Linked DNA regions of Homo sapiens: all the other regions are linked to region 1. Evidence: chromatin loops called from intact Hi-C (ENCODE). Cell type or tissue: A673. All regions are shown on one strand.

The links. Hi-C counts contacts between places; a loop is a spot of excess contacts. Peaks named below come from ENCODE experiments on the same cell type or tissue, not always from the same donor. Only the 100,000 strongest peaks of a DNase experiment are listed, where the experiment ranks them.
Region 2: a loop joins it to region 1, with 8 times the contacts of the local background. A loop is called at or near these places in 2 of 110 quality-filtered maps.
Region 3: a loop joins it to region 1, with 15 times the contacts of the local background. A loop is called at or near these places in 8 of 110 quality-filtered maps.
Region 4: a loop joins it to region 1, with 6 times the contacts of the local background. A loop is called at or near these places in 3 of 110 quality-filtered maps.
Region 5: a loop joins it to region 1, with 3 times the contacts of the local background. A loop is called at or near these places in 2 of 110 quality-filtered maps.
Region 6: it touches region 1 in a loop (11-fold over the local background); 12 of 110 quality-filtered maps call a loop at or near these places.

What each region holds. Positions count from the first base shown.
Region 1 is chr3:34,272,666-34,277,665 of GRCh38, forward strand. All of the region lies in intron 2 of LINC01811 (long intergenic non-protein coding RNA 1811), which reads left to right. Among named protein-coding and RNA genes, the nearest start is that of LINC01811, 120 kb to the left of the region's middle. In A673, a CTCF peak has its summit at 2,701; DNase peaks (open chromatin) are centred at 2,754, 3,346 and 3,866; H3K27ac peaks cover 4,939 bases.
Region 2 is chr3:34,104,472-34,109,471 of GRCh38, forward strand. No RefSeq gene overlaps it. Among named protein-coding and RNA genes, the nearest start is that of LINC01811, 52 kb to the right of the region's middle. RefSeq lists an enhancer at 2,723-2,772. In A673, a CTCF peak has its summit at 2,495 (motif pointing right); a DNase peak (open chromatin) is centred at 2,540; H3K27ac peaks cover 2,322 bases.
Region 3 is chr3:33,978,334-33,983,333 of GRCh38, forward strand. No RefSeq gene overlaps it. Among named protein-coding and RNA genes, the nearest start is that of LINC01811, 180 kb to the right of the region's middle. In A673, a CTCF peak has its summit at 2,141 (motif pointing right); a DNase peak (open chromatin) is centred at 2,138; H3K27ac peaks cover 339 bases.
Region 4 is chr3:35,943,878-35,948,877 of GRCh38, forward strand. No RefSeq gene overlaps it. Among named protein-coding and RNA genes, the nearest start is that of MIR128-2, 200 kb to the left of the region's middle. In A673, a CTCF peak has its summit at 2,857; a DNase peak (open chromatin) is centred at 2,814; H3K4me3 peaks cover 461 bases; H3K27ac peaks cover 955 bases.
Region 5 is chr3:34,565,087-34,570,086 of GRCh38, forward strand. No RefSeq gene overlaps it. Among named protein-coding and RNA genes, the nearest start is that of LINC01811, 410 kb to the left of the region's middle. In A673, no CTCF peak of the experiment used is centred here; no DNase peak of the experiment used is centred here.
Region 6 is chr3:33,881,089-33,886,088 of GRCh38, forward strand. No RefSeq gene overlaps it. Among named protein-coding and RNA genes, the nearest start is that of PDCD6IP, 85 kb to the left of the region's middle. In A673, CTCF peaks have their summits at 2,528 (motif pointing right) and 3,321; DNase peaks (open chromatin) are centred at 2,583 and 3,263; H3K4me3 peaks cover 323 bases; H3K27ac peaks cover 2,874 bases.

The DNA of each region.
Region 1 (5,000 bases):
TCTGAAGCCCAATATTATGATGTTTCTGCAACAATAACAAATGCAGATTCCAGGTGTCAAATTTAAAGATTGCTCAGCTACCCTAATTAGAATAAGAGCCATTCAGCTTCATCCTTCTTGCTGAGTAAAGGATGGTTGTTCGTCAAGAGGAGAAGGCACCTGAGTCAGCTAGCGTCATTCTGTTGCAGTGCTGCAGGCAGCAAAACTCCCAACTTCAACTGGTGATACAAAGAAAGGAAGTTCTGATGCATATAACTGCACAGTCTTCAGGTTCATCTTGATTCAGGGGTTAGAGTAACTAATGTTACCAGGACCACTCTTTTGTGCTGCTTCATCTGGGTTGATTCAGTTCTTAACTTCTGTACAGAGGCCCATGGACCACATCATCCTAAGGTCCAGTCCAGTTGGAAAAATGGAACGGTTTCTCTTAGCATTTCCAACAAGTCTTGAGATTCAATCTGATTGAACCAGCTTAGCTTATAGCTTCCCTACTGAAGCACTTAGTGTGTCTAGTGCATAGGCCTTGGTTACACACCCCTCTGGGAGTTGAGGATGGAGCCTCCAGGTCATGCAAATTGAAATTGATGAGGATGGATTCTGCTTCTCCGCCTACTGCCGTTCCTGCCACTGGTACCCACCAATGAGGCTCTTCCTGAAGGAAGAGGAAACCAACATTAGGACGTTTTACAAAATGGCCACAGCAACAAAAATCCCAAGGATAAAGGGTTTTCTTCTCTTAAAAATCTGTGTATTTTCAGTTGGGTTGGCTGTCTGATACCTAAGAATTATGGCAGAAAGCAAAGCCCCTCTAAAACTACTCAAATATTTAATTTCTGATAAGTGGACTGTGCTTCCCAGTCAGCATATAATGAAATTAGAGTATACAGGGCCAGAATTCAATTGGTTGACATGTATGTATCTGAGAAGGTCGTGTGTTTTAGTTAAGATACATTAGTGGTGATAACAGATAGATTCATCTAGTCTCAGGCTTAATAAGACAGAAGATTATTTTTCATAAGTGTGAAGTCCAAATGGATGATCCTCATTGGTGGGTTACTCTCCTTTAAGTAACAATTCAGGGGCCCAGTTTCCTTTCCTCTCTTGGCTCTGCTGTCTTCAACACTTCTGCCAAGATGACTGTGAAAGTGAGAAAAAGAGTTATGCTTTGGATGATTTTGTGTGGGATACATCTTCGACTCCTATTCTGTTGGGTATCACTCAGTCATATGCCAGGACAGGAGATGCTGGGGATAAACTCTACCCATGGGCCTAGGAGGAAGATCTGAGTTTGGGGAGAGGCTAAGCAGTCTCTGGTCCTGAGGTTTTATCCATCTTGTTATTTGCTCATGTCCTGTTAGGAGTGGGGGATGCTAAGATAGCGGCACTTAGATCTCTCAGAGCAAGGCTGGTTGTGAAGATGGCTTTCTTGGACAACGGCAAAGGAATGTAGAGATTTTGGATCAAAGCCTCACAGTTTTCTGTAGTCCAATCCCTGAGGAGAGGAGGAGACCAGTTTAGGGAGGGAAAAGAGGACATAAGCGGCTGTGAGTGAAGGAAGCATTTCTAAGATTAAATGCTGATGGTGGGAGGAGGACACTTAACAAGATGTCCTCCATGAATTTCATCTGATGACCCATTCGTCATTGTCCAAGGAGTCCTAGGAAACTGGGCTTCTCTTTTCAAGCAGTTGTACATCCAAAAAATAAGTCTCATTCAAAATCTTAAATTATTTACTGCAGCGGACCTAAAATTCTATCAATTATTTATAGCAAGGAAGTCCAGTAGGTCTAAACTTAAAAACTCAAATACACACTGCAGTCAATTAGTAGTGACTGCTTGGAGTACTGTGTTGGGAAGGATTCTGATACTGTATTCAGACTCAGTATGAGAGGAAACTGTAATTGATTATTGGTGTCTATAACGAGAATTGGAGGTTGAAGTAATGGCAGTAAAGCACCATGGTTTCCATTTACAGTTTTTGAAAACATGGTAAACAGAATTGTATTTGAAATATGCAACAAAGCATTCTCGTATCTTAGCCTGAATTAGTTACTTTCTTCTTCAAGATAGCTGGGGTCCTCCACTTTAAGGGGAAAGTGAGTTTTAAATTGGAGAAGTAGAAACAGGTAATTTTGGATCTGGAAGACTTTGGAAAGGGAAGCAATGAGCCTGGGAGGCACAAAGAGGTAGGGATCTCAGATGGTTCTTTTTACCCTCCCACATTGTCCCCTCTTCTCTGTATTGCTCTCTGCCCTGGGATGCTGATCTACATAAACTGTCTTAGTGGGCTCCCATGCCCTTTGGCTTCCAGTTAGGTGGGGACAATGGGTAAACCCTGTCCTGGAGAACAGGAGGAGGGAAAGGCCAGATTATTTTTTTCTGCCTTCTTCTTGCCTCCGCTCTCAAGCATCTGGATGTAGCTGTGCACTCCATGGCCATACCTCCTATTGTGTGGCCCTTCCCCAACCCAGCTCTCACTGAGCTCCAGTAACACAATTTTCATCTCTCGCCTTGACAGCCCTAGGGGTTTGTAGTGGTGTTCTGCTTTGCTAGTCTCTGAATGTTACAACACTTCTTGTTGATTTCTTTAGCCTTTCCCACACCTCTGTAAGTGGTCCCTTCATAAAGTCTCTTGATCTGCACCATCCATCTAAAATGAATCCAGGGTCTTTGGGAATCTAGATGGCGAATGAGAATTTTGGTGATTCAGGGAGATACTAAAGGGACCCTGAAGGAGGCAGAATTTGTTTAGTTTAGCCCCATACTAAGAGTCATCCTCCTTCCCTACTCTTTTCTAAAAACTGGATAAGTGACATTTCTCTTGGAAAAAAAAAATGGAACCTAGGAGTAAAAGGAGGCCTGGGAGTGTCATTTCCTCAGTATTCCAATATTTATGCCTAGCACTTTTGGATGTGAAGATGAGTGGGATAGAGTTGAGTGATATTATCTGGTCCTGGGCAAAAGGTTCTAAATATTAGTGGATTTGACTCTTAGATTTGGTCAGTTAAATTGAACCCATTGGCACCCTCAGATATGATTCCTAATCAGGGCTGTCTTTAGGGTGGATTTTATTTAAATGATTAAATTTAAATTTAAATAATTTAAACTCCCCACTTTAGAGTGAAGTGTGGGGTCCTCCGTCCATATGTATCCTGTAGATGCTGCTTCTGGAGTGTCATTTCTGGCTCAAGATGCACTTGATGCCAATTTCCATGTGGATAATAACACTGGGGACAGTCAAACCCACACAGCATAACCTGGCCCTGCTCTCATGCTCTAGATTCAGCACAAAGTCCACAGGAGGAGGACATTCTCATGGTACTGCTGCTGAAGGCCACAGGGGAGCCAACACAGGGGCCGGGACTTTACAGGGGGTAGCTGTTTTGGGAAACAGAATGTTCTTGCCCTTCTTTTTCCTCCCTCCCTCCCTCCCTCCTTTCCTTCCTCCCTCCCTCCCTCCCTCCCTCCTTTCCTTCCTTCCTTCCTTCCTTCCTTTCTTCCTTCCTTCCTTCCTTCCCGGATATCTGAACAATGCTATTTGCAGAGATGCCTGGCCCTTTTCCAGACCTTCTCTGATATTTTAGTGTATTCTTTGTTTGCCATTTAATACACAGTAAATTTATTTTCTCATCTTTTCCACAGGTTTTGAAATTTTATTTTCAAAATTTGAAATTAAACATTTTGAATAAACAGTTGAAATTATATTTTCAACATTTAACTTGGGAAGCAGGAGACCTGGTCTTAGACATTGCTGTATGACTGTGAGAAAATCAATTTTCCTCTCTGGGTTTCTGGTTTACTTCTATGCAAAATGACTGAGTATGATTTCTAGCACTCTGTCATTGATGGCATCATATGATACTTTGCTTTGAAGCTGAGGCAGAAGTGACATGTGGAGACATCTTCCCATGATTGGTGGCTGTCAACATTCATCTTGGAGAGGTTTCATGGGGGATGAAGACTCAGACTGCCCAGAAGGAGCATAGACAAATGTTCAGAAAGCAGTGACCCTCACACTGTGCTACCTGGTAACATAATCAGCTGTTGATTAATTAAGGGAAGAGAAACAGAAAACTGAAATCTACAGATAATTTTCAAGCCTCATCTTCAGCAACAATTTCAACCTCCTCTCTGATTCCATTGAATTTTTAATATTTTTTTCTTTGTTTTCTCTTAGGACCAGAGCTGCTAACAAGGAAAAAATTGACTGATTTAAATTTCATCTTCTTTAATTTTCTCAGCACAGGCTGTGGTAGGAGTGCTAATGAGCAATGGAAAGACAACAAGGGCTCATCAGAGGGGTGAAAAGAAAGGCTAAAGAGGCCAAAACCCCTGTCTAAGTGGTGAAATTATAAAGAGTGAAGGTCTGCATTTGGGTGTGCTAGGTGCTATAATATACAACTCTCAAATATCCCTGGCTTAACAAAGTATAGGTTTATCCTCATTCATGTCATAGTCCGGTGCAGGTGCCAGGATGGTAACGTACTGCTCCATGCAGTCATTCAGGAACACAGGATTCTTCTATCCTCAGATCTCCACTGGATCCTCTGGCTTGGAGACAAAGAGAGAAGGTGTGTAGAGGATTGTGAAGGTGGCCTTATGGATCCCACCTAGAGGTGGTTTATATAAATTCTGCCCACACAGAACTCAATCACATGTCTCCACCTAGCTGCAGGGTATGCCTGGAAATGTCTAGCTGCATTTCTGAGAAGAAAAGAAGAGGAGTGGGTGAAAAACAGCATTGTTTTTGCCACCAGCTCCTCTGTCTGTGCTAGGTGACCTCTCTCATGGAGCTCAAAGCTGGGACATGGGGAAAGAACTTTTCTCAGCAGCACCTGGGCTTACTCATGGCTCTTGCTTCATCTTTTCCTCTCTGAATGCGGTTAATCCCCTGCACCCAGACCACCGATGCTCCGGGTTAGGAAATGCTCTCTGATCATACCTGGCTTTCTCTAAAGGAGAGATGATGAGCCAAGTAACTATTTCCCTATAATCTAGTG
Region 2 (5,000 bases), 170 kb before region 1:
TGTTTCTGAACCTGACCCTTGCTCTTTACCTCTGCTATCATCATCCCACTGAGCTCTCCCCATCTCTATCCTAGACTGTATTGGACTTTTACATTGTCCTCTGTCTTGAACCTCATATCTGTTCTCCAAACGAACCACCAGAGTGTCCTTCTAAAATATAGATTTTACTGTGCCACTCCTCTACTTAGGTGTTCATGGGCTCCCTCATTCCTGTAAGGCGCTGCATTAGCCTGAGTCTTAGGTCGGGTTGTACCCGAAGCAGACCCTAAGACAAAGAACCAAGTGCAAGTAGCTTATTTGGGAGATGAAGGAAACTTGAGAGGGGGTGGGTATGTGAGATAGGGAAGGAAAGGCAGCCAATATAGGGTGTGCTGGTGACAGAATATCACAGGGGCAATAGGAGCTTATTCCTGAGGAGTGCCTCTGAGAGGCAGTTTAGAACGTGCCTCAGTGATGTTACCCAAAGGGTAACCCAGGTTTCCCCCATAAAAACTCCCATTGGTCATTGCTTGAGTGTGTTCCCAGAAGTGTTAATTACCTGTCACTCTGATCTGCCCTGCAGAGGGCCTGAGCAGCTCCAGTGGCCAGAGAATGCCTTCAGGCAGTAAGTGGCAGATGAATTTGGGAAGAATAGTGAGTGCTGAGAGAAAATGGGCCAGGAGAAGGGGGGGGGTGCTGGCAGCATCCTCTACAGCCTGGCTCATAAGACTCTGCATGACCCAAGTATTTGCTGGCCATCCAGCCCCTTCTCCCTTCACTCCCATCAGTCTTTGTGCTCTAGTGCCCTGCACTGCCTGTGGGTCTCTGTATACCTCATGCTCTTTTGTTTTTCTTCCATGCTCTTGCTCATGATATGCCTTCCACCTCGGATGCCCTTCTCTCACTTCTCCATCTAGTTAACATGTACACATTCTTCGAGATTTAGCATCACCTTCTCCAAGAAGCCTTTCTTGACTGACTTCTTTCCCCTTCCCCAGCAAGATTTAGATGTCTTCAATGTAGCATCTTTCACAGGTCTGCTCCCCTCACCAGACCATGGGGTCTGTGGCACATATACTCCATCTGATTCTTCCTTGAGTCCCTGGTGATGAGCATGTGGCCTGGCATCTTAATAAACAAGCACTGAGCTGAACCATGCATCTGTGGTTCATTGTTTGGCACATGGCTTGGACTCAATATTTGTATCTTGAATTGAACTAATCTTTGCCCCAGCTCCCTCTTTGCGTTGGCAGAGGCAGAAAGGGGACAAAGTTGAGTACTCCCCTCCCCAGAGCACAGAAACACTTTGCTCTTCTTTTACCCAGAAAAATTGGAGCTGGAAGTGGTGACCGAGGAGAGGCACAGAGGACATAGGAGACAGAAAGCCATCAGGGACACTCAAACACACACTCACACACAAACACACACACACGCACATGTAAACAGATATATGTACAAACATAAAGAAAAAAGACAAACAGAATGAGGGAAGATGGACCCGGGAGCAAGGGAAAGATGGACAGACAAAGAGATGAAGCAAATAGTAAGGAAAATAGAAGAGATGGAAAAAGGGAAGAATAGAGGGCAGAAACAGGGAAAGGAGAAAATAAGGCCAAATAATGTGCAAATTGGGAAAGATGTGAACAGAAACCCCTGGAACAAGGTTTTCCATCTGTCAGGGCAGCAGAGATGGAGATGGGAGTTGCACCTATGGGCTATTTGTCTCATCTCCCATTGCTGGACCAAAGGTGGGGGTGTATGTAGGGGTGGTGCAGGGTGAGGAGGATGAGGGGGCTGCTGCTGTCTGTCCTGAGCCAGAAGAATGGGGCACGCATTTGTTACTATTGTCTAGTGTGCCTCCTCTGGTGGTGAGTGGTGTCTGGTATTTGTTGGGCCCTCTCTTTGTCCTCTTTTAGGGAGTCAAATCTGCAAGGAATGGGGCAGAGTGATATAGCCGCTCCCATGTGCATGCCTTTGGCCTTGTGCTGTTGGATTTGCATTGGCTCATAAAAGAATAATGAACTATATCAATTTTTAAAGCTGCCTAATGCTCCTCTCAGCTCAGCTGTCTAAAAGTTTGCAAAGCAGACTACATGGCTCCTTGGAAGAAGGCCAGGACACATGACCAAGAGTCAGGGCTGCTGCTGTGACTGCTAGCACCCTAGATTGTTCCTTGGTGGGTGCCACAATGGTGGGAGGGGAGAGAAATGACCCGACTGTCATTTGGGACAGAGGGCAGGAGCTGAGAGAAGAGCATTTTGCATGAATTGCCTTCTTTCTGAGTTCCTAGGTAGACCGAATTCAGGAGTTTGGGAAAAATTTCTAAAAAGGCAAGTTCTTTGATTAAATCCTTTACCATAGATATTTTCTTCCCTACATGTGTTTGCTAACTGTGCCAGTTATAAAGCTATTATCTCTCAGCTCCAACCCAACATCCTGAACTCTGTTCGGTGATGCTGGGGCTGGGTCTCTGCAAACCACATTTCTGCCTTGCCCACTGGTTCCTTGTTAAGCTTTGCCAGTAGGGGGCAGAAGAGGGTGAAGGAATTTGCTTCTTCCTGTTTCCTTACTGTTCTGTGCAGTACCCTGGCAATGCTTTCTCACCTTAGCAGAGCCAGCTCATTCCCATAGCAGCAGCTGAATACACTTGGTAGGTTTTCCAGCATTCACAGAACCAACCTCACTGGGGAAACTCCATGAAGCCATCGACACCAGCCAGTTGCCACCTGCTCCTCAGAGGTCTAGGTCCCATCTCTGAAGGCCTCCTCCTCCAATCTTCTGAAGTTTTAACAATTCCAATATCTTCCCAGTGTTCTGCCATCTCTAGGGATTGAATAGGGTGACCAACTCATCTGGTTTTCCTGGGACTTTCTAGGTTTTAGAGAACTGAAATTCCAGTATCCTGGCAACCTCTTCAGTCCTAGGCAAGTTATGAATGTTGTTCACCTTAGAGCAGTAGATGCTTCCTGCAGTTGCTACCTCAGTTACTGAGTTAATACTGTTATATCAAGATAGCAATTCTTTATAATAATTTTTCTCTGTCTGAGTAACTGGTGTGATTTCTGTCCCTGATTGGATCTTGATGCAGCCTCATGTCTGATACTTAGGAAGCAGTGTTAAATCAGAGAGCATCCATTACTGTGGGCAAAATATAAAATGTTCCACTAAGGAGTATTACCTTGTTTTATCACTGCTATTTTGATCACTACTGCTATAGCAGCAGCTGCTGCTCTGGGTGATAACAATACCTCACATATGTATAGCATCTCACAGCTCACGGAGCATGGTTGGCCACTATTTTTTGCTTGCTTTTCCAAGAGCTTTGTGAGGTAAGTACTATCATCTCTGCCTAACTAAATTCGGAGAGGGAGAGTGACTTGCCCAAAGTCACATAGCTAGTCACATATTGCTGAGTTTCAAACTTACTTAAAAAAGAAATTCCGGTTCTTCCTCTTTTTACCTTGTAGCCTTTCTTGAGTTTAGTTGCAGGCAAGCAGCTGTTATCTTTCAGTTTTTAGTGCTTCCCACCCTGCTTCCCGTAGCCTCCACCCAGAAGCCTTTGAAGTTTATCTAGCTCTACTGGACAAAATGGACCACAGTGATGCATGGACTAAGGGTACTAGGTTCTGGGTCCTGCACATTCTGCTGGACATCGCTTCGATACTCAATGCTGACATGTTTTACATTTCCAGTGGATTTTCATTTAAACTAAAAGCTTTCTACAACCTTGGACTTAGACTGGGTTCACTTAAAAGGCATTTCTCAGAACACTCAATTTTATTAATATCATAAAATAATGTATGTTAAATAGCTGGATCATTTTATATTCAGAAAACACTCTCAATTTGAACTGCTTTATTTGGATAGTGATTGAAGGATTCCTGTAATTGATCTTGCTAGGTGGCCTTGGAGAAGTTTGTCTGGAAGATGGAGATTGTGGGAGTGCTAGGAAGGCAATGCAGCCTGTGCCTTAGCACCATCCAGCACCACCCCTCTGCTACCATGGAGAACAAAAACATCTCTGACGTAGGCCCTACCCTTGGACTGCTTATACTTTAATTATTGAAATCAGAGCCTGTGCTTAATGATTCTGAAGCAATGATATGATTCTGGCAGCCATGTTAGAGTGGATGGAGCACTGTATTCGGACTTAGAAGACTGGTAGAAGTGAGAAACTTGAGTAAATAACAACCTCTCTGATCCTCTGTTTTCTCAACTCTAAAATATGGGTAATATTTAATATCGATTAGGATGTAGTTTTGAAAATATTAGAATCCACAGATGGCCAAATCTTTCCTTTTTCATCACCTCTTATGTCCACTGGTTTCTCAAGAAAGTTAAACACACAATAACAGAATAGGATCCAAAGTAGTATTTTACTGATACCTAGGCAAGAACCCCCCAAACTCCAATATACTTGCATTAATTATTTAGTGCTTACTGACATAAAAGAGCACATATTTCTTATCTTACAGATTCTGTGGGGCATAAATTTGGGCCTGGTTTAACTGGGTCCTCTGTTTCATGGTCTCTCATGAGACTATAATCAAAGGACCAGCCAAGACTGGGTCCTCATCTGAAAGCTCAACTGGAAAAGTCTGCTTCCAAGCTCACTTAACGTGACTGATGGCAGGATTCAGAGTCTTTTGAGCTGTTATACTGAGAGCCTCAGTTTCTTGTTGGCAGTTGGCCAGAGGCTGCCCTCAGTTTCTTGTCATGCAGTCCTCTTTAATTTATCACCTTGCTTCATCAAAGCCAGCAAAAGAGAGTTTGTTAGGTGTCTAGAATGGCTGGCAGCTGGCTAGGGCTTACTGTCTCCAGATGGTTCCTCATTGTTTTTTTTTTTTTTAACACAGCTGCTGGATCCTAAAAGTGTGAAAATGGAAACTGTTAGGTCTCTAAGGCTTAGATTACAGAATTTGTGTAATATTACTTCTGCCAGCTTGGTGCAGTGACTCATACCTGTAATTCCAGCACTTTGGGAGGCTGAGGCAGGAGGTTTACTTGAGGCCAGGAGTTTG
Region 3 (5,000 bases), 290 kb before region 1:
CTGTTGGAGTGTTTATCTTTGTCTGCCTTGGCCCTGGCAAGATTTTTTTTCTCCCATTATCATGATAGCAAGTGAATTAGTGAGTGTTTTAGATCACATCTTACCTCCAAGAAGAAAGGGGAGATAAAAATAATCTCATATTTGCTCTAGGTTTGGTCAGCTCATTCCTGCTATGCAAGCATGTTAAAAGCAACCACTATAAAAAGAAGAAATTAACTCTGCAAAGCCAAAACCCAGAATTATAAGAGATGCTCAGCAAATCTTCACTATGGTCAGGCTCTTGGGCTGGGCAGGTACCACCCGGGAATGTAAGTGTGAAGTCAAGCATCCAAACACTGTGCCTGGGCCTAAGCAGACTCCATATGGGACTAGCTCCTTTCCTCACTCCCTGGTTCTGATGGAAAGTCATGGATGCTTGGCCTAGCTGTGATGATATGATGTGGAAATTTCAGTGTCCTGAGCAGAGGTGCTGGGAAAGGAATGGTAAAAGTTCCCTGGGGCAGTGTGGGCAATAGAGCAATTACCATGCTTCCCACTGGACTTCACAAGAGCCTCAGAATCCAGATGATCCTCTTCTGCCCTTCTCTAGAGGATAAGCCTTGCTGCTTTCCCAGGGAACCATAATTCTTCAGCACTTGATGGTGAAATTGTCTGTTTTTCAGCATCTCAGTTCCACAATTGCACCTCATTTACAGTATTGCTTAAGTGTCCCTGAGGGCCCCTGCAGAGCCACCAGAGAGTTTGTCCACAAAGAGAAAACTCTTCAAGCCTTTACCTCCCAGGATCTTACTGCATCTGCTGGCCTATCTGGTAGAAAAGCTGTAGGATTTTGACTTACATTTTTTTGGGGGGAGGGAGTAGAGTCACTAGGGGGTTGGCTTGAGCCAGGATGAGCGGAGAACCCATGGAAACAACTTAAGCCAACTTGATTTCTTTCAGAATCCCATGTGCTCACTCAAAGATTGCATGGGATTTACTGTTAAGGAACCAGGTGAGTCAAAATCTTTCTAAAGAGATTCTGAAAAATATCTCTTATTATTTCTTATTAAATTTAAATAACTCTTTTTGGGATTATAAATAAACTTTTCATTACTCACTTGAAGGTAATAAATCCTGTGATTATTCTGCTCTGAAGTATTATGTCCCAGCTTGCCTTTTCCTGCCATCCAACTTGTGCCTAGCTTTACCTCACCCACCACCAGTTGGTATGTGTTTAAGAAATGAAAAAGAATTTTAATATATGCCAAGGTAAAATATAATTAGTCTTGTAAATCTTCTGTTTAAAAGGGCATGAACAAATTCCCCAGACTAAATAGAAATTACTTCTGGATTGTCTTCTATTTTCAATTATTTCTATTATCTGTCCCTTTTTTTTATCATGGGTAATCAAAAGTTGATCATATTTTCAAGAAACTGAGCCAAAACAAAGCAGAGTAAACAAAAAACCATAATCAGGGGACAAGGTAGGGGGGAAAATGTGAATGAGCCATATAGATGCTTTGTGCATCAACTGTGTGTTTATCTATCCATCCATTCATCCATCCATCCATCCACTATTTAGTTTGTCTGTACATGTGAAGTATGATTCTTAGAGCTGGATATCAGGGTAGAAATCCCAAAGGCTTTAAAGTTACAATGGCCTGGGTTATAATTTTGACTTTAAATTTATGCTAGTTGTGAGTTCTACAAAACTCACGATTTCTGCAGCCTCAGGTTGCTCATCTCTACAATGGGTTTCCAAACCCCTCCTTTACAGGGGTTTGCTATTATGTACCTGGAACAATACCTTGTATATACGAGTTTCATAAATATTGTCTCTCTTGTTTCACGTTTCCTTATCCTTCTCCTGATTAACTGATAGGCACCTTGAAGAAAAGTCACATTAAAATGGAGCTTACCCAGACCTTCCTGTCTTGTCGTTTTTGTTAAGAGAAGTAATTGAAGAAAATAACAGTGAACAATGTGGCACATAAGACGGCCCAATGCACTCTAAAAGTTAATGTTTTCCAAGGATGTCTCATACCCCAGAAGATGAGACTCAAGCTTGCAGACCTGGAGCATCCTGGGATCTTGGCCAAGCCAAACATCCATGAGATGCCAACCATGCATTCCGTTATACTGGACTGGTCTTGTGGAGCTGCTGCCCAGCATCTCCCTTACGCTAGATGGAGCTACCATTCCATTATATGTTAAATTCCAGAGTTCAACAGGTGTGATTTCCTATTCCCATTCTATTAGTCCCTGTTAGAATCTGTTAGAACTAATCTCAACATGCCATCCAGCTGAGTTTGCCTCAGTGACTGTCAAGTGCCTGAGTCTCTCTGGCATTCTATCCTCAACTGTACTTTTATACTCTGTGGTTCTATTCCTCCCTTATTCCGGGATTTCTTAACCCAAGGTTTCCAGCACTATTGGCATTTTGGGCTGGTTAACTCTTTGTTATGGGAGGCTGTCCTGTGCATGTTTAGTAGCATCCCTGACTTCCACTCACTGGGTGCTGGTAATATGCCCTCAGCTATGACAACCAAAATGTTTCCAGGCCTTTCCAAATTTGGGGGGCAATATTGCCCCTGATTGGGAACTGCTGTTCTAATCTAACCCACACCTTCCATTATGCCCTCCGAAAGTGAAGTGTCACCAGGAAACTCATCTCTAACCTCGTCTCTGAATTTTTCTGTTTCCTTTCTCCAATTGGAACTTGGTATTCCCTTGGTTGTCTCAAATGGAGGCTGTTTCGTCTCCAACACAGTACCTACCTAAGAGCCAGGAGGTGAAATAAGTGTCCTCTTTGCTCCCCACTGATGCTTTGAAACAGGCATTTACCTTACAGCCCACAAAATCTGCCCCTTTCAAGCTTATAACATCTGGTAATGCTATTCTTTTCTACTCTTTCGTGTATGGTCCACTGACTGCCTCATCTCTCCCCCTTATTCACAGGAGAATTCAGTACTTGGTTACTTTCTTATTCTTCTAAACACTTCCTAAACACTGCCATCATTCTCAGTGTTTTTAGCATCCACACTGATGACTTCAACACCATGACCTCTTTGTTTCTGGCCTGATTTTCAATGACCAGTTAAATTACCAAATAAATGATGGAACACTGAAAACGTACCAGGCACTGTTCTAGATCCAAGGGCTACAGGAGCAATGGAATAGATATGATTTCTGCTCTCATAGAGTTTACATTATTAGAGTGGAGAAGTGCAAACAATATGCAAATAAATATATGAAAATTTCATTTTGATAGTTGCTATTAAAGGAATAAGCAGGCTCTTGTGGATAGGGAACAAGAGGGTTGGAGGGATGAATTTGCATAGCGGGGCAAGGAAAATCTTTTCTGAGGTGGTAAAATGTTGAGTTGAGACTTGAGAGATGAAAAGGTGTTGACCATGCAAACAGCAATGGGAGGAAAAATTCAGGAAGAAATGGGAAGTCCAAAGGCTTTGGGGGTGGTAATGAACATGGAATTCAAGGAATAGAAAGTTGGCCTGCATGTCTGGGGAGTAGTAAGTGAGAGAGAGTGGTACTGGAAGAGATGAGTTTATGAGGTAGATATGTGTGCCTTTGTTGATTTGGTTGTTTGTATCTCATGTGCAGAAAATTGAGTTGATTATTCTCAGTTTATGACACCATGTCATTGTTGGTCTAATGGCTGCCCTTTTTAATTTTTAAATGTATTTTTCCTCTTTATCCCCAATTTTCAATCTAATTTTCCTACCTCCCATATGCTTCCATTTTGTGTATTTTTTGTATATATCTTTCTATTCTACTTTCCATACATCTGTTTACATACATAGTAATATATGTATGTAATACATATAGAAATATACATAGAAATATCTTCTGACCTGCTCCACACTGAGCTCATTGTTCTCCAGGATTGTTGCACAGTTGTGTCTTGGGATCTCTCTTCACTATCACCCTGAGAATGTCTTTCATTTCTGGGTTTTCTTGCCTTCCTCTTTCTTGGCCTACTCTTTTGTTTTTGCGGAACACATCCTACTGAGAAACGATAGATATTTTACTGAGAGTGTTATATGACAGAAAATGTCCTTATCTTCACACTTAATTATAACTTTGGATATAAAATTCTTGATTGGAAATTATTTCCCCTCACAATTCTGATGACATTGCACATTGATTTCCAGCGTCTGGTAGTGCTTTTGAGAAGTTCAATGTTATTTGGATCCTTGATGCTTTGTATACAGGAAGCATTTTTTTCCTGCTCAGGAATGTATAACTTCTTCTCTTTACTTCCCAAGTCCTGCAATTTTTAAATGATGGGTCATAGTGTGGGTCAGTTGTTTTCTTGTGTGCTGAGTACTTTGTGAACCTTTCAATTTGGAAACTCGAATCTTTCAGTGCCTGGCTAGTTCCTTGAATTATTTTATTGATGATTTCTTTCCACCATGTTCTTTGTTCTCTCTTTCCAGAGTGCCTGCTGTTTGGAGTCATTCTTATCTTTTCTCTTTATTTCTTTTTTTAAAATTTTACTTTAAGTTCTGGGATACATGTGCAGAACATGCAGGTTTGTTACATAGGTATACGTGTGCCATGGTGGTTTGCTACACCTACTGACCTGTCCTCTAACTTCCCTCCCTTTGCTCCCCATCCCCAGACAGGCCCCCGTGTGTGATGTTCCCCTCCCTGTGTCCATGTGTTCTCCCACTTATGAGTGAGAACATGCAGTGCTTGGTTTTCTGTTCCTGTGTAAGTTTGCTGAGAATGATGGTTTCCAGCTTCCTCCATGTCCCTGCAAAGGACATGAACTCATCCTTTTTTATGGCTATATAGTATTCCATGGTGTATATGTCCCACATTTTCTTTATCCAGTCTATCATTGATGAGTATTTGGGTTGGTTCCAAGTCTTTGCTATTGTTACAACCCAACCCAAATGGTTATCAATGATAGACTGGATAAAGAAAATGTGGCACATATACACCATGGAATACCATGCAGCCATAAAAAAGAATGAGTTCATGTCCTTTGCATGGAC
Region 4 (5,000 bases), 1.7 Mb after region 1:
TTGACTTATTTCCCATCCTTTGGTTTTTATTTTCTGGAACACGTAGTGTCTGCCTGGCTGAGGATGTGTGGTGGCAGGGAGGCACTGGAGAGCGGACCATGGAAACCTCATCTCTAGCAGATGTTTGCAAAAGGCTGGCTTCCACTTCCATCACTAGTACTGACTCTGGGTCTCTGGGTAAGGGATCATCTGGAAGAGCACAGAGCCTCCTCCTGACTCTGACATGTGGTCTCTTGTCAAATATATTCACCTAAAGAGTGTGAGGTTTAAAATCAGACACTTAGATTTGAGTCCAGGTTCTGCCACTTATTATCGTAGTGATAAATCCCTTAACTTTTCCAAATCTCATTTTCTTCATCTTTGAAAAGGCTATTATAATAGAGTCTTTCTCATGGGATTATGGTAAAGATTAAATGAGATAATTCAGGGCCTGTGTTTATCTCATTGTCATATCCCTAGGATATACACTGATGCATGCATGTGTGTGTGTGTGTGTGTGCTTGCATATGTGTATGTATTTACATATAAAATATTTCTTAAATTAATAATTCAAGAATATTTCTTGAATAAGTCTTGGGAATTTCCTCCCAGCCTTAAAACTCTACAAGTTACTGGGACCCAATCTTGTGAAGAGATTGAAGAGCTCACTGAACCTCTGCAGCTATTACGTGATAAAAATGATTGAAGCCACTTGCCAACATAAAAGTGCCTTGTGCATGGTTATTAATAATACTGAGCAGTGCCCATTATAGAAAACCTGCAGCTTTTATGCTTCCATAATTTTAGTCATGCTATCATCCTCTCAAAAAGAAGAATCGCCCCCAACACAAATTCTACCAGCTCTCTATTTTCCAATAAAGAGAACCTTGCAAATGGTGAAAACAATGGCAGGTCCTTTTCACCTAGACCCACTCAGAAGTTAGGAAGGGATGTGGATGAGAAACATTTACCTTGCCCGACACAAATCACCACATGCTTGGCTGTTTCCAAGCTGATGGCAAAATCTTCCATTAACAGAAAGGGGAAGGGATGCTCCTCGTTCAGCAAAGAGCCACTTCTGAAAAGGCACTCTTTTATAAAACAAAATAGCATGAAAAATATTTAGAGAAAATAACCAAAATGGACTTCCAAAAGCAAGCTGAATATTCTTTTACATGACATTTACAACCATCACTTGTTTCAGAGATTACTCACACAAAATCTTTAACATTCCAGAAGCCTATCCTTTCCATTTAGATGAGACTTTTTATAATGACTCTACTTCCTGTTCAAAGGGCAGAAAATTATTGTTTAACATTCTGGATTGCTGTGTGTAAACATTTGAAATTAGAATGTAATTTGTTGGGTTCATAGCAAATATATAACATTTATAGTGTACATAAAGCACAAGTCATCCTCTATAAACTGCCTAAAATGGTGATAGAAAAGTTACTGTAATAAACATTTTAGTGATGTTTAGTGCGCTGAGAGATTGCCTGTGAGAAAATGATATGTAATATTAAGAAAAAACACTTGAATACAATGATCCAGAAAGTAGAAAAAAATGCATGGGGAAAGCCGGGTCAAGAGTTGGTGGTGACAGCTGATTTTTTCCACTGTGGGATTCATAGGTCAGAGAACCCAAACCTGAGGGAATGAAGTCACTCCAAAGAGAAGACTTTGACTCATCACTTCATCACTCATCCCAGGAGGTGAATGTTCAGACTGCTTTGCTCACCTACCTAGGTGTGCCAGAAAGCAGTGTGGCCTTGTCATTCCACCTCTGAGGTCTCTGTCCTGCCAGATAAAAACTACAGGAAAAAATAATTGGAGTTTGATTTTGAAAAGGAGGGTGGGGAGGGAAAAATAACTAACTTTTAAGAAGAACAGCTTCTGTTTTTCCTCGTGGTCACTAAATTGTCTTTGGGCTTAACTGTTTTGGCCAAAGACTTTAATTGAATTTTTTGAAATAGGACTCCAGTAAACTAATGCTTCCTCCTTTGATGGGGCCAGTATTATAGTTTGATTCCACTGTATTAAAGTTTTCATTCTTTAAAGAAGTATCAGCCATTTACATAATAGTGTAAAAATGGGCAGACAGTGAGGTTTTACATGTTATGCATCTTTACCCAAGATTATATTTCAAATAGGCTGCTAACATGTTAAATATGGAACTTTCTTCTAGATGGGCCTCTTATCCCTTCTTGCATGTTTTCTGAGAATTTTCTGAGTTCAATATTCAAGTATCAGTCAAAAGGCTCCAGGACTTAATAGTGAAAGCATGTTCCATTCCACATTTCATATCCAGCAATAACATGCTTCCACTGCCTCGAATTATTTCTCTCTCAGTCAATGTACAAGTAAGATTAATATAATTTAAATATTTGGCGCTATAGATGTTGCATTTGGAAGATGAGAAACAGGAAGCTCCTGCAGGCAAATATCTTTGAGATGAAAAGCCGCAATAGAAAGTTGGGTTGCATCAACTTTCAGATAAAATTCCCTTCTCCCAATGTAATGCAGACTATGAAGGATTTTCTTATTTTCAGAAATAAATAATAAAATTGAGGTGGGAAGAGCATTTCCTTTTCTTGTTATAAGCTTGTTCAGAATTATTATTAAAAGATAAACCGGGATCCTTCATGTGCTTGCTCTTACAGTGTTGAGGAAACTATACTATACATGAAATCTCCTGTGGTTTTGTCAGCCAGATTTGTCTTTATTTACCTTACTCAAGGACAATAAAAGGTATTGGTAACAGCACCCATGTGCAAATTTCACTTGTGGAACTACGTGATGAAGCCAGAAAGGAATCAGGGTTTTAAGAAGCACAATAAATACCACAGACAACATAGAGACCTGACGCCCCCTATTGTTAAAAATGTGTAAATCTAGAAATATATTCAATTAGACGTTGGACATCAAGTACTATCATTTTACTTTTGACTGGTGCCGTTACCTATTCAGAGACCTTCTTGGTCTTATTTTTACTAACATACCAGATGGACTGGTCCATTGCATCCCTTCATTATTATTGTAGCCAAGTGCATATTGTCATGTCAGGCATGAGGAAGGGACTGATGAGGAGGGCTGTGGCATACACAAAGCTACTGTGGAGAGCCCTGCTAATTGCCTTGTGGTCCAATCTCAGCAACAATGTGATTACCTGGCAGCAGTCCAGATGGCATCAGCCTCTACTCTAGGCATGTCAGCCCACAAAGGAGGGCACTGCCACCTGCTCGAGAAAGAGAGGTGAGCCCATTAATTCTGATTTACAAAGATGACACTGATTGAAGAGAGTTGGGCATGTGGTACCCCATAGCCCATTTCTAGAAACAGGCCACTGAGACCTCTTCATTCTTTCCATTCTCTGTCCTCTGGCCTTGCCTGCAATGAAATTACTTGCAGCCTTTAAACTCTGTTTGCTCTCTGGTTTTATTGCTGGCAGAAAGCTGTACAGTTTATCAACATTATCTCATATTGGAAGATTCCAGACAGTGGAATGGTAGTTGTTGGGGCCATTAAGAGATGGCTCCACAGTCTGCCTGATGCAGAATTTATAGAGTCTTACTGTGTAAAGTCCTAGAAAATACAGATTGTCTCATTAGATGAAATGACAGCCTAGCACCTTAGAGATAGAGCAATTCCAAGTACTCGCAGGCCTCAGGTACAACTGGGCTTCCGAGGCTTGTTAAAAATGATGCTGATAAACTTTTAAGATTTTTACAGGATACATCTTTCTGTGCTCATGACTTCAAGGGAAAATAGGCTTTCTTCATTCTAGAAAGCTCCTTCAAATCCTCCTTTGAGGAAATTCATATTCCTGTCTGTCTAGGGAAAGTTGATAACTTTGCTCTTTGTTCTTTCCTGTATTTCCACTGTGTGTGTGTGTGTGTGTGTGTGTGTGTGTGTGTGTGTGTCTTTGGCTGAGTTACTCTGAAGTGAAGGCTGAGACATGGTTTATTGAAGATGGTTCTCCTTGGAGAAGGGCAGCGAGGGAAACAGGAGGGGCTGAGCAAGCCTGTGGTCTCAGGTGGGGTCTAACCTCAGCCAGACACCATGGGGAGCTCTGAAGCATGCATTGCTCCACAGAGTTGATCTCACTCTTAGTAAGGGAATTATCCTTTTGCCCTCTGTCAGTCAGGTATAATCCTCCATGGAGAGGAGGGATGGAAAGGGGTTGCTGTGACCTCTAGGTCAGGAGGATTTAGCTTGGTCTAGGAGAGTGGTTCTCAAGAAGTGACCCATAGACTAGCAGAATCAATAGCACCTAGGAATTTGTTATAAATGCTAGTTCTCAGAAATCTCCCCAGACGTACTGAATGAGAAACTCTGAGAATGGGGTCCAGATCTATGAGGGTTAACAAGCCCCCCAGGTGATTCTGATTCATTATAAAATTTGAGAACCACTAGTTGAGGTCAATTCCTTGGAGAAGGGGGTGTCTCTGAGCATGTAGCAGTCATCACTCACAGCAGCTGCAGGATGGTTGCACAACCCTGATGAAAGGGGTCATTTGTATTTATTTATTTTTTATTCTTTAACTTTTATTTTACATTCAGGGGGTACATGTGCAGGTTTGTCACATGGGTAAATTGCATGTTGCTGGGGTTTGGTGTACAAAAGATTTTGTCAACCAGATTGTGAGCATAATATTTGATAGGTAGTTTTACTATCGTCACCCTCCTCCCACTCTCTGCCCGCAGATAGGCTCCAGTGTCTATTTTTTCCCTTCTTTGAGTACATGTGTATTCAACATTTAGCTCTCACTTATAAATAAGAACATGCAGTGTTGAATAGGGACATCTCTTTGTTGAACAGGGAGTCCTTTCCCCATTGTTAGTTATGGTTGACTTTGTTGAAGATTAGATGGTTGAAGGTGTGTGACTTTATTTTGGGGTTCTCTATTATGCTCCATTGGTCTATGTGTCTGTTTTTGTACCAGTACCATGCTGTTTCGGTTACCTTACAGCATAGTTTGAAGTCAGGTAGTATGATGTCTCCAGATTTGTTCTATTTGCTT
Region 5 (5,000 bases), 290 kb after region 1:
ACCAACTGAGTGAATTGTGCTTGTTAATCACTTGACTTTTTGCCAAGTTAATAGGTGAGAAGTGATTTCCCAACTTAGTTTTGGTTTGTATTCCTTTTTATTATAAGTTGAACAACTTTTTGTATGTTAAAGGACAGTTTATATTAATACTTCTTTTTTATATAATGACTACTTCTGTTTTTTACTTACCTTCCCACCAGATTTTAGGTAAATGACCTTATTCTTCATTAATTACATCTATATGAGAAGTCATGATTTGAGTCTGGCTCCATGCACTAAAATAAATATATGTTGTAATTACTCTTGGTCACTATGGCTCAGATGAAAAACAGTTTCCCTGCAACAAACAAATGCTTACTTCAGCGATAGAGTTTTGGGCCTGAGCTGATGTGCTAGGACTCATATAAATCAAGAATAATGCAATTGACAGTGATTGTAGACTGGGTGAATGGTTGCTGAGTTAAGATGTTATGAAAATCCACATTGAGAAAATGAGAATGATCTCATGACACAAGGAAAGTGGGAGAGTAGATATTAGCTGCAGGATCAAAGACTCAACTCAGACCCTCGTAGAATAGGTTCAAAACTGCCAGGTCCCATGAGGTTTGGCAGCTGCCCATTCCTGTGAGAGACGCCTAACAACCAGAGACAAATGGCTGCTACTGATTCTAGAAAGGCCTTCATTTTACTTCACAATGCCTGGAAAAATACATTTATCAAAGGACTCAAATCCAGGCAATAATAATGCCTATAAATCATAACAAAAAAGAAAAATACATTAGAAAAGTGGGAAAAAGTCTTAAACAGAAACTTCACAAGTAAGAGTATCAGTGTTTAATAAATAAACATAAACATGTTCAATCTCTTTAGTAATGCCAAAGAAAAATTGCATCTAATGGAGTCAAACAGGCAAGAAGACTTTATTCAAGACTATTGCAATAGGGGAGAGAGATGAAATTCAACTCCTCTGAAACTAAAGGCTGGACAGTTTTCAAGCACTGGGGTGAGCTAGTGGAAAAGTGCTGGAAGACATTAGTGGGGAGCGAGGTCCATATGATTAGGTCATCTGTATTTGCTAATTGGCACTTAGGGGAGTTAGGATTCTACCCTCCCACAGAAACTATAGGAGATAGAGGCTCCATCTTTCTTGATGATTGCATTTCAAAGGGATGGCTCCCAGGTCCTTGAGAAAGACATTTCTGGGTTTTAAAACTGGCAAAAGACAGGAAGAAAATGTAATTCTTAAAGAAGGAGAACTGTTCTGGGGCCTAAAGAAAAAGTGGTTCTGGGACCTAAAACCAGGAAGAAACTTGTCTAAAGTTTAATCAAGTTGAAGGGAATGTTAGTTCATCTTGATCATTTTCAAATTATTCAGTAATCTTTAGCTTATTATTATTTTACTCTAATGCTACTAATGAAGTTCTGAAGTTGGTGGTAGAAATCTAAATGAAATAATACATGCCAAAGTGCCCAACACAGTATGTTGTCTACATAGCATGTGTGTTAAATAAGTGAACGAATGGTTGGATAAGAATTGGGTTCCTGGTGAATTTGTACCTACAACTTAATAGCAGGATGTGAGTTTGGATGAGTAAAGTATCATAAATGAGTGTGTTGGTTAATCTCCCAAGTGTTACCAAATGTGAAATTATATCCTCCATATAAAGTGTAATTGAAGTATAAAACTGAAGGAAGGTCATGATTTAGTTGTAACTGCCACTTCAGGTCTCAAGAATGCAGCTTCACTCACATTATAAATACTAATTGGAGTAACGAAAAGCACACACACAAGACATATTTAAGAATTGACATCTTATCTATTGAAGGATAACAAAAGACATTCCCACCTTCTTGCTTTCAACAATTACTCTACCACTGCTGAGGTGTAGTTAGGGTCATGGCCGAGATTGTGAAAATATAATATTACTTTAAAACTGACATTAATCTGGAAAAGAGGTGGTTTTATCCCCCTATTAAGAAAATCATTGCTCAAAATATTATTTTTCTTACTACACATCATGTAACAAGGTTAAATATGTGTATTTGAACCCATAACTGTCTGACTCCAGGCTAATATTCTTTCTTTGTAGATAGAAAAAAAATCTTCAGTTCTGTTTTGCTGGGGGCATTTGCAAGGAAAATTAGGAAGTACTCAATGTCCCCTGTAATGTTATAGCTTAAAATAAAGTGGGAAAATTCAATAACCACCAACTCCAGCAAGTTATTTGCTCTAATTTTAGATTGCCTACAATAAAACAACAACAGTAACAAAAGTGACTGCTGTCATCACCTTCACTGTTGGAGTGATAGTTCTACATTTGTAAAACAAGGAAATGTGATGATTATTCAAGGACTGTGCTTTTTTATACACAAATGGCCTGCCTGCCTGTCTGTGATAAAAATGAGCTGACAGCCTTTGGCTGTTTTCACATAACATTTGGGTCCAGAATGTCCCTAGTTAACAACAGGCCTCCCTACTTTTAGTTTACGTGCATTTTTTTTTTTCCAGTGTAGGAGTAGGAATTCCTTAAGACTCACCAACTTCTACCAATCATTTGGAGCTCTCTTAAACTTCTCTAGCTTCATTTTTGTGCTATCACATATATACAGAAAAGTGCACAATTCATAAGGGTAAATTTTCACAAATTGTAAACACATTTAGTGATTTTTTTTAAAAAGCCAGATCAAGAATAGAATATTAGAAGAACATAATGGCCTCTCTTAGGCCCATTTTGGTCATGACCCTTCATCCTTATTAAAGTGTGTTTATTATACCATACATTAGTTTTGACTCTTTATTAACTTCACATAAATGGAATCATAGCATATACTCTCTTGTGTCTTGCTTTATTTCCTTCAATATTATGTTTAGGTAATTCACTTATTTACATTACTGTATTATATTTTCTTACAGAAATCCACAATTTAGCTACCATTCAACTATTGATAAATATATAAGTTGTTTCAAGTTTTTGGCTATTATGAACAAAACCTGTTATAAACATATATATATATATATAAAAACATATATATGGCCGAGTGCGGTGGCTCATGCCTGTAATCCCAGCACTTTGGGAGGCTGAGGCAGGCAGATCAGAAGATCGAGACTATTCTGGCCAACATGGTGAAACCCCTTCTCTACTAAAAATACAAAAATTAGCTGGGCCTGGTGGCACATGCCTGTAATTCCAGGTACTCTGGAGGCTGAGGCAGGAGAATCGCTTAAACCTGGGAGGCGGAGGTTGCAGTGAGCCGAGATTGCGCCATTGCGCTCCAGCCTGGGGGACAAGAGCAAAACTCTGTCTCCAAAAAAAAAAAAAAAACAAAAAAAATGTGTACATACATAAGTTACTGGAAAGGGGGTCCCAATGCAGACCTCAAGAGAGGGTTCTTGAACCTCATGCAAGAAAGAATTCAAGGTGAGCCCATACAGTAAAGGGAAAGCAAGTTTATTAGGAAAGTAAAGGAATAAAAGAATGGCTACTCCATAGGCAGAGCAGGGCATGGGATGCTCAACTAAGTATATTTAGTTATTTCTTCATTATATGCTAAATGAGGGGTGGATTATTCATGGATTTTCTGGGAAAGGGGCAGGGATTTCCCAGAAACAAGGGTTCCTTCCCACTTTAGATAATATAGGGTAACTTCTGGACATTACCGTGGCATTTGTAAACTGTCGTGGTGCTGGTGGGAGTGTCTTTTAGCACGCTAATGAATTATAGTTAATATATAATGAGCAGTGAAGACAACCAGTGGTCACTTTTGTTGCCATCGTGGTTTTGGTGGGTTTTGGCCGGCTTTTTGCTCTGTCTTGTTTTATCAGCAAAACCTTTGTGACCTGTATCTTGTGCCGACCTCCTATCTCATCCTGTGACTAAGAACACTTACCCTCCTGGGAATGCAGCCCAGTAGGTGTCAGCTTTATTTTACCCAGCCCCTATTCAAGATGGAATTGCTTTTGTTCAAATGCTTCTGACACATACATATATTTACTTAGTATACACCTAAAATATATTTAAAAATACACAGCTGAGTCATAGTATATAGGGATGTTCAGTTTTAGTAGATACTTCCAAATACTTTCCCAAAATGCTTTTGTTGTTTCATACTTTGATCAACAGTTTTGAAGCATTTCAGTTGCTTCATATTCTCACTGACACTTGATGTTTCCAGCCCTTTATTAAAATAAATTTTAATCTTTCTAATGAAGTAGTAATAAAACATCACTGTAGTTTTAATTTTTCATTTCCTTAATGACTGACCAAGATAGCTTTTTCATTCCCCTGAGCTGACTTAAACTTTTGACAGATTTCTTCCTGGTCTTAGGCCCCAGAACTGCTTTTTCTTGGAACATTTTTCTCCCTCTTTAAGATGTACAACTTCTTCCTGTCTCTTACCAGTCTTAAAACCTAGAAATGTCTTCCTCAAGGATCTGGGAGCCATATCTTTAAAATGTAATCATTAAGAACAGTGAGGAACAATGAGGCCTCTATCTCCCAATTTCTGAGGGAAGGTAAAGTGCTAATTAGCAAACACAGATGACCTAATCACATGGACTCCTCTCCCCACTAATGTCCTCCAGCACTTTTCCCCTAGCTCACCTCAGTGCTTGAAAAGTGTGCAGCCTTTAGTTTCAGAGGAGTTGAGTTTCATCTCTCACCCATCTTGCAAGTCTTGAATAGAGTCTTCCTTTCCTGTGTGACTCCATTAGGTGCAATTTTTCTTTGATATTACTCAACAGATTGAACGTGTTTATGCTTATTTATTGAATAATTGGATACTCTTTTATTTGTGAAGTTCCTGTTTGAGACTTTTTCCCATTTTTCTACTGTATTTTTAAATTTTTAAAAATTATTTGTAGGTGTTATGACTACCTGAATTTGTATCCTTGTTTGATATGAGTATTTCTCTCACTAAATTACAAAGTCACATTTTTACATAAATCGTGACCATATGTATACATGATCTGGTTCTGAACTCCTCTATTCTGTATAGCTTGT
Region 6 (5,000 bases), 390 kb before region 1:
TGTGGGGAAGGCTGTTTTGTCATGGTGGAAATGAACCCACTGGAAACAATGGGTGTTTTGGGGAGAATGAAGCTCCCACTTGGCCCCAGTAGAAGAGCATTCGAGTCTTGCTGGGGCCCATTTCTGAGATGCACCAGAAGTTAATCAACTTTTTAGTGTCAGAAGACGCTTATTTGATCCCTGGGGCCCATTTTTGAGATGCACCAGATCAGAGGCTGAGAAACTGCAGAGCTCAGTGACATCACAAGGGTGAGGCCCTCGGGCCCCAGGGCTTTCAGAGCACAGGAAGGTTCAGTGCTGAGTCTGACTACTCAGAGCTCCAGAGTAGGCTTTCTTGATGCTGCAACCATCACCAGCACACAGTGGGCTGCCGAAAAGTGTCTGCACCTACCCAGTGAGGACAGGGTGCAGGGGCTCGTCCTCAGTGCTAGACTTCACAAGCCAGGGCTGTGTCTTCAGAACCGGTGTGGACAAACCTGAGTGGCATATCCCATTCCAAGCTCTATCTGACAGACCCTCACCCTCACACCTGCTCCCAACCACAGACGCTGTAAAGGCTGGGTACTAACGGGTGACGGAAACCAGTCAAAGAGAAAAGCTGATTTTGGTGGCTCGCACCCAGGCCTTGCTGTTCAGGCCAGCACATGCTGACATGTCACCAAAGCTAATTATCCTGAAGGACCCTCCCAAACTCCTGGGAAATGGGCTTTTGATTCTGGGTCCCAAGAGTGAGGGTCTACCCTCTGCCCTTTGTGGGAGGCGGGGGCCTACCGGTGGGGGGCACGGTGAGGTTAGCCAGGCATACCGTCCTTGGGGATTGGTCCTGACAAGGCCACTGGGACATGTGGGGAGACATGGGACATTTCACAGGGTGTTCAGCCATCAAGAAATCTTGCAGTTGATGTTAATGGCTGAGGAGTGCTTGGGGGCAGGAATCCAGGGTGGGCCTAAGAGTAGTTGGTAGTACACCACTGGTGCTCCTTCCTAGGGGAGACTGCTGCCCTCTCTGTGTGTGCTTTCATGTGGAGTGGGGAAGGTGGTGCTTGTGCCGGCTGGGCAGTGGAGCATTTCAGACAAAGAGGCATGTGTTGAGGGGTTCAGAGGTGAGAAGGGGCAGCAGGCAGGAGACCTCAATTAAATGTAAAAAGCCTCAAGAAATTGTAAGCACAGGAGAGCAGTGGTCAGATGAGGGTTAGATAGCTCAGCAGGGAGAAGGAGTACATTTGGACTTGATGCGGAATTCCTTGGCAGATTAGAGGCTTATAGAGAGGGGTCTGGGTGCTCCATCCAGGGCGTCCTTTGTGGGCCATGGGTGCTGTGCTGTGGGAGTCACTATCTGTGGCTGTGGGGCCTTCAACTGACCTTCAGTCTTGCCTACTCGCTGCCTCTCCCAGAGGCACGGATACAACAGGGAGCCTCCCTGTGGACTGGCTTTTCTCCCCAAGCCGTGGGGACCCATGGGGTCTTCTGGGAGGCAGTGGTGGCCTCACCACCAAGCAGCCGTATGACTCTGGGCAAGACTTTTGCATCTAAGCCTCCATTGCCTCACTGTTGAAATGAGAGTAATAATCCCTTCTTGAGAGTGGTAGAAAGCTGAACAGACTGGCCCTGGTAGGTGCTCAGACACTTGGCTGTTTTAATTATTCCTAGTACAGGCAAACCTGCCCCCACCACCCCACGCTTGTGGAGACTTTGCTGGGTTTATTGGCCCTCCTCTGCCCCCAGTCCTCTCTACACTTTATTTTGCTGAAATTCACTTCAACAGGGGGATGTTCAGCCAAGACAGGACAGAAGCTGGTGCTCCTGACTTTTTTGGATTTGCTTCAGCTGGATACAATGTTTTGGGTTGACCATTTAATTCAGATTTCCTAGTTCTCACACACCTTGGAGGATTTTTCCCCGGAAATACTACGAAAGTGGTAACTTCGCCTCGTGTAGAGAGACTGCTCAATGAATAAATTAAGCTAGATTAGAACAGCTGGGTTTCACCAAGCCCAAGGGGCCCAGGAACAGAATTCAAAGGATCAGTGAACTAGAGGGCCAGGCATGGTGGCTCACACCTGTAATCCCAGCACTTTGGGAGGCCGAGGCTTCAACAGCTCAATGAACTAGAATGGGAGATTAGAGCTTAACTTTTGAAATTTAGAATTTCCTTCAGTTATAAATAGCAACAAACCAACCTTTGTAGTATTACCAGAAACTGAGACTTTATTTCTAGAAATCTCAGCTTTTCACATATTGTTACAGCTGCCACTGATTTCTCAAAATGTCATTTATGCCCATCATAAAGGAGCATATCATGAATTTATGGTAATTAGACCTGCCACTAGGTCTTGTTATTTACTGTGTTAAAAAAGAACATCTATCTGCATAGCCCCCACTTGTTTCATAATTGGATAAATTAATTGAAATGCAATTAGTTTTCTTTGTAATTATGAATTTCGGAAGAAGTCCATAGGCTTCTTCTGACACTAAAAAATTGATAAACTTCTAGACATTGGAGAACTGGAAGGATAAAGTGGCAATTCCCAGTTTAGCCACAAGAGGGAACTATTTCACAACTTATGTTTAGAAAGATCATAGCTGGGATTTTTCTTATTTCCTCTTAACTCGTTCTAAAATTGGTTCGAATTTTCTTCTTTACTGTTAGCAGTGTAATTGGGGTGCTGTGATGAGGCTCTGTAGCGGATACCCCGCCAAGAGCTGAAGCATCCCTGTCTCATGAACCCAGGAAGACGTGATATGAAAAAGTGAGTCTCCCAGGCACTAGATGAGAATGCCAAGTTTAGTGCCCCAGCTTGTTTGCTGTCTTCCCCCTGCCCCCTGAAACCTTGTAGAGCAGAGACGATACCTCCTTTTTTATTCTCATAGGAACAGTTCCTTCTTCAGGTTAGAAACACAGCTGAAGGTTTTCCACGAATACAGTGGCTGTTAGAAGAATGTGTTGTTTGTGTGTATGTGTGGGAAGGGGGCAGAGGCAGGGTTGGCGTGGGAGGGAGGGAAATGAGAGCTTTAGAGGTGGAGAGAGGCTGTGATCCTATAATAAAAACCCGAGGACCTGGCCAGGCCTTCCACTTGGTTATGCAGTGGTTGCCCCTAGGGCTGATTTTAATGGGAACAATTTCACACGTTCCCTTGTCGTTTGGCCACATCAGCACTTAGGTCACCGTATATATTTAAGTGCACAGAATTGAGGTCTTAGAGTGTCTAATTGCAAAGGGCGGCAGCCACTTTCACAAGTCAGCATCCTACGGAGGAGTAGCTCTGCAGTCCCTCACTTGCCCTGAAGTAGGTCAGGCTGGAGTAAATGCAGCAGATGTCCACGTGGGCGCAGTCGCGGCCACAGAACACAGTTCTGAGTTCAAACCTACTTGTGACTCCAAAATTAACATTTGTTACACTGTCTGCCTCTCTGGCCTTTAGGGATTGTTGCCTGTTTTTTTTGTCCCCCAATGTTAGTTATGAGCAACATTGAACAACTCACTGTTGAAAGCAGGGCTTTACAGGCTCCATCCTAAATGCTGGGGCCAGGAGAGAACCAGCCGTAAGTGCTGTGGATCCCTAGAGCTCACAGGATGCTTGGCACGTGTTGGGTAAATACAACCCCTCTGAATACGGTCCTTTCAGGTGTGTCTACCGTGTGACCAGCAAGTTGTTGATCTTCTCTGAGCCGCAGTTTCCTCATACATAAAACGGGAATTCTTTTACCTCAGGAGATTGTGGTGAGAAGTAAGGAAACAGATAGTATACACAGTTAGCACCGTGCCTGGCCATTGTTACTGAGGATCACAGCTTTGTTCCTTAAGCATATGGTGTGCATGGGACAGACAAATAGTAGCCAAGAGCATGGGCTGCTGGTGCATCCTGCCTCACTTTATGGCACTGGTGCTGCCAATAACCTGGTGAACTTAATAACTGCTCTTCATTAAAGTGCCAGGATTTATTTTGTGAGATGACAGTGTGACAAGTTGGTGCAGAGCATGGGCCCTGGAGCTGGATGGCCTGGGCTAAGTCCCAGATATGACTTATGGCTGCAAGACTTTAAACAAGTTCCTTAGTGTCTCTGTCTTTAGTTTCCCATCTTTAGAGTAGGGACCATAATGGTACTTTCTGCATAAAGTTATTATGAGTTAATGCATGAAAAGCACTAAGAATGGTCCCCGGCACATTAGCAATTACTCAAAATTATGAGCTATTATTATTACTGTTATTGTCCTAGACAACTTGCTAAACATTCTCTGATGACAAATTTCAAGAGTTGTGTGAATCTTCTAGACAGTCTAGACCAGTGGTCTCATGCTTCTGGAACCTGTTTCCTCAACATGCTAGGGTAGTGGGGTGAGGATGGGATGGGAATGGATGAACCTGGGTGGTACGGTGGTGGGGGTGATGGTGGAGGTAGTTGATCAGTGGCAGTGGGACTGTGGTGGTACCACGGTGGTGGAGTGATGGTTGGGTGAAGGTCGGGTGGTGTGATGATGCCTGGGTGGTTGTAGTGAGGTAGTTGTTGGTGCTGTGGTTGTTTCTGGGGTAATGGTGGTGTTGGTGGAATGATGTGTACTGGTGGTCGTGGGTAGTCATCATTGGTGGGGTGACGTGAGGTGGTGGAGTGGGTGATGGAGTGATGGTCAGGTGGTGTTGGTGGAATGATGTGGACTGGGGGTGGTGCATAGTTGGTACGGTGGGGTGGTTGGTGTTGGTGGAGTGGTAGGTCGGTTGGGGTGGCTGTTTGTGATGGTGGTGGAGTGATGGACAGGTAGTGTTGGTGTTGTTGATGGAATGATAATGAAGGGTTGGTGGAGTGATGAGGAGGTAGCTGTTGGTAGTGTAGGTTGGAAAATGATGATGGAATAGTTGGTTGGTGGTGGTGATGGAGCCGTAGGGGCAGCAGTTGGTGGTGGCAGGCTCTGGCAGTGGTGACAAGATAGGAGGAGCAGCGCTTCTCTCTGACTCCTTGGAGGCCATCCTTGCTGTGACCACCATGGTAGTGCCAACTTCAA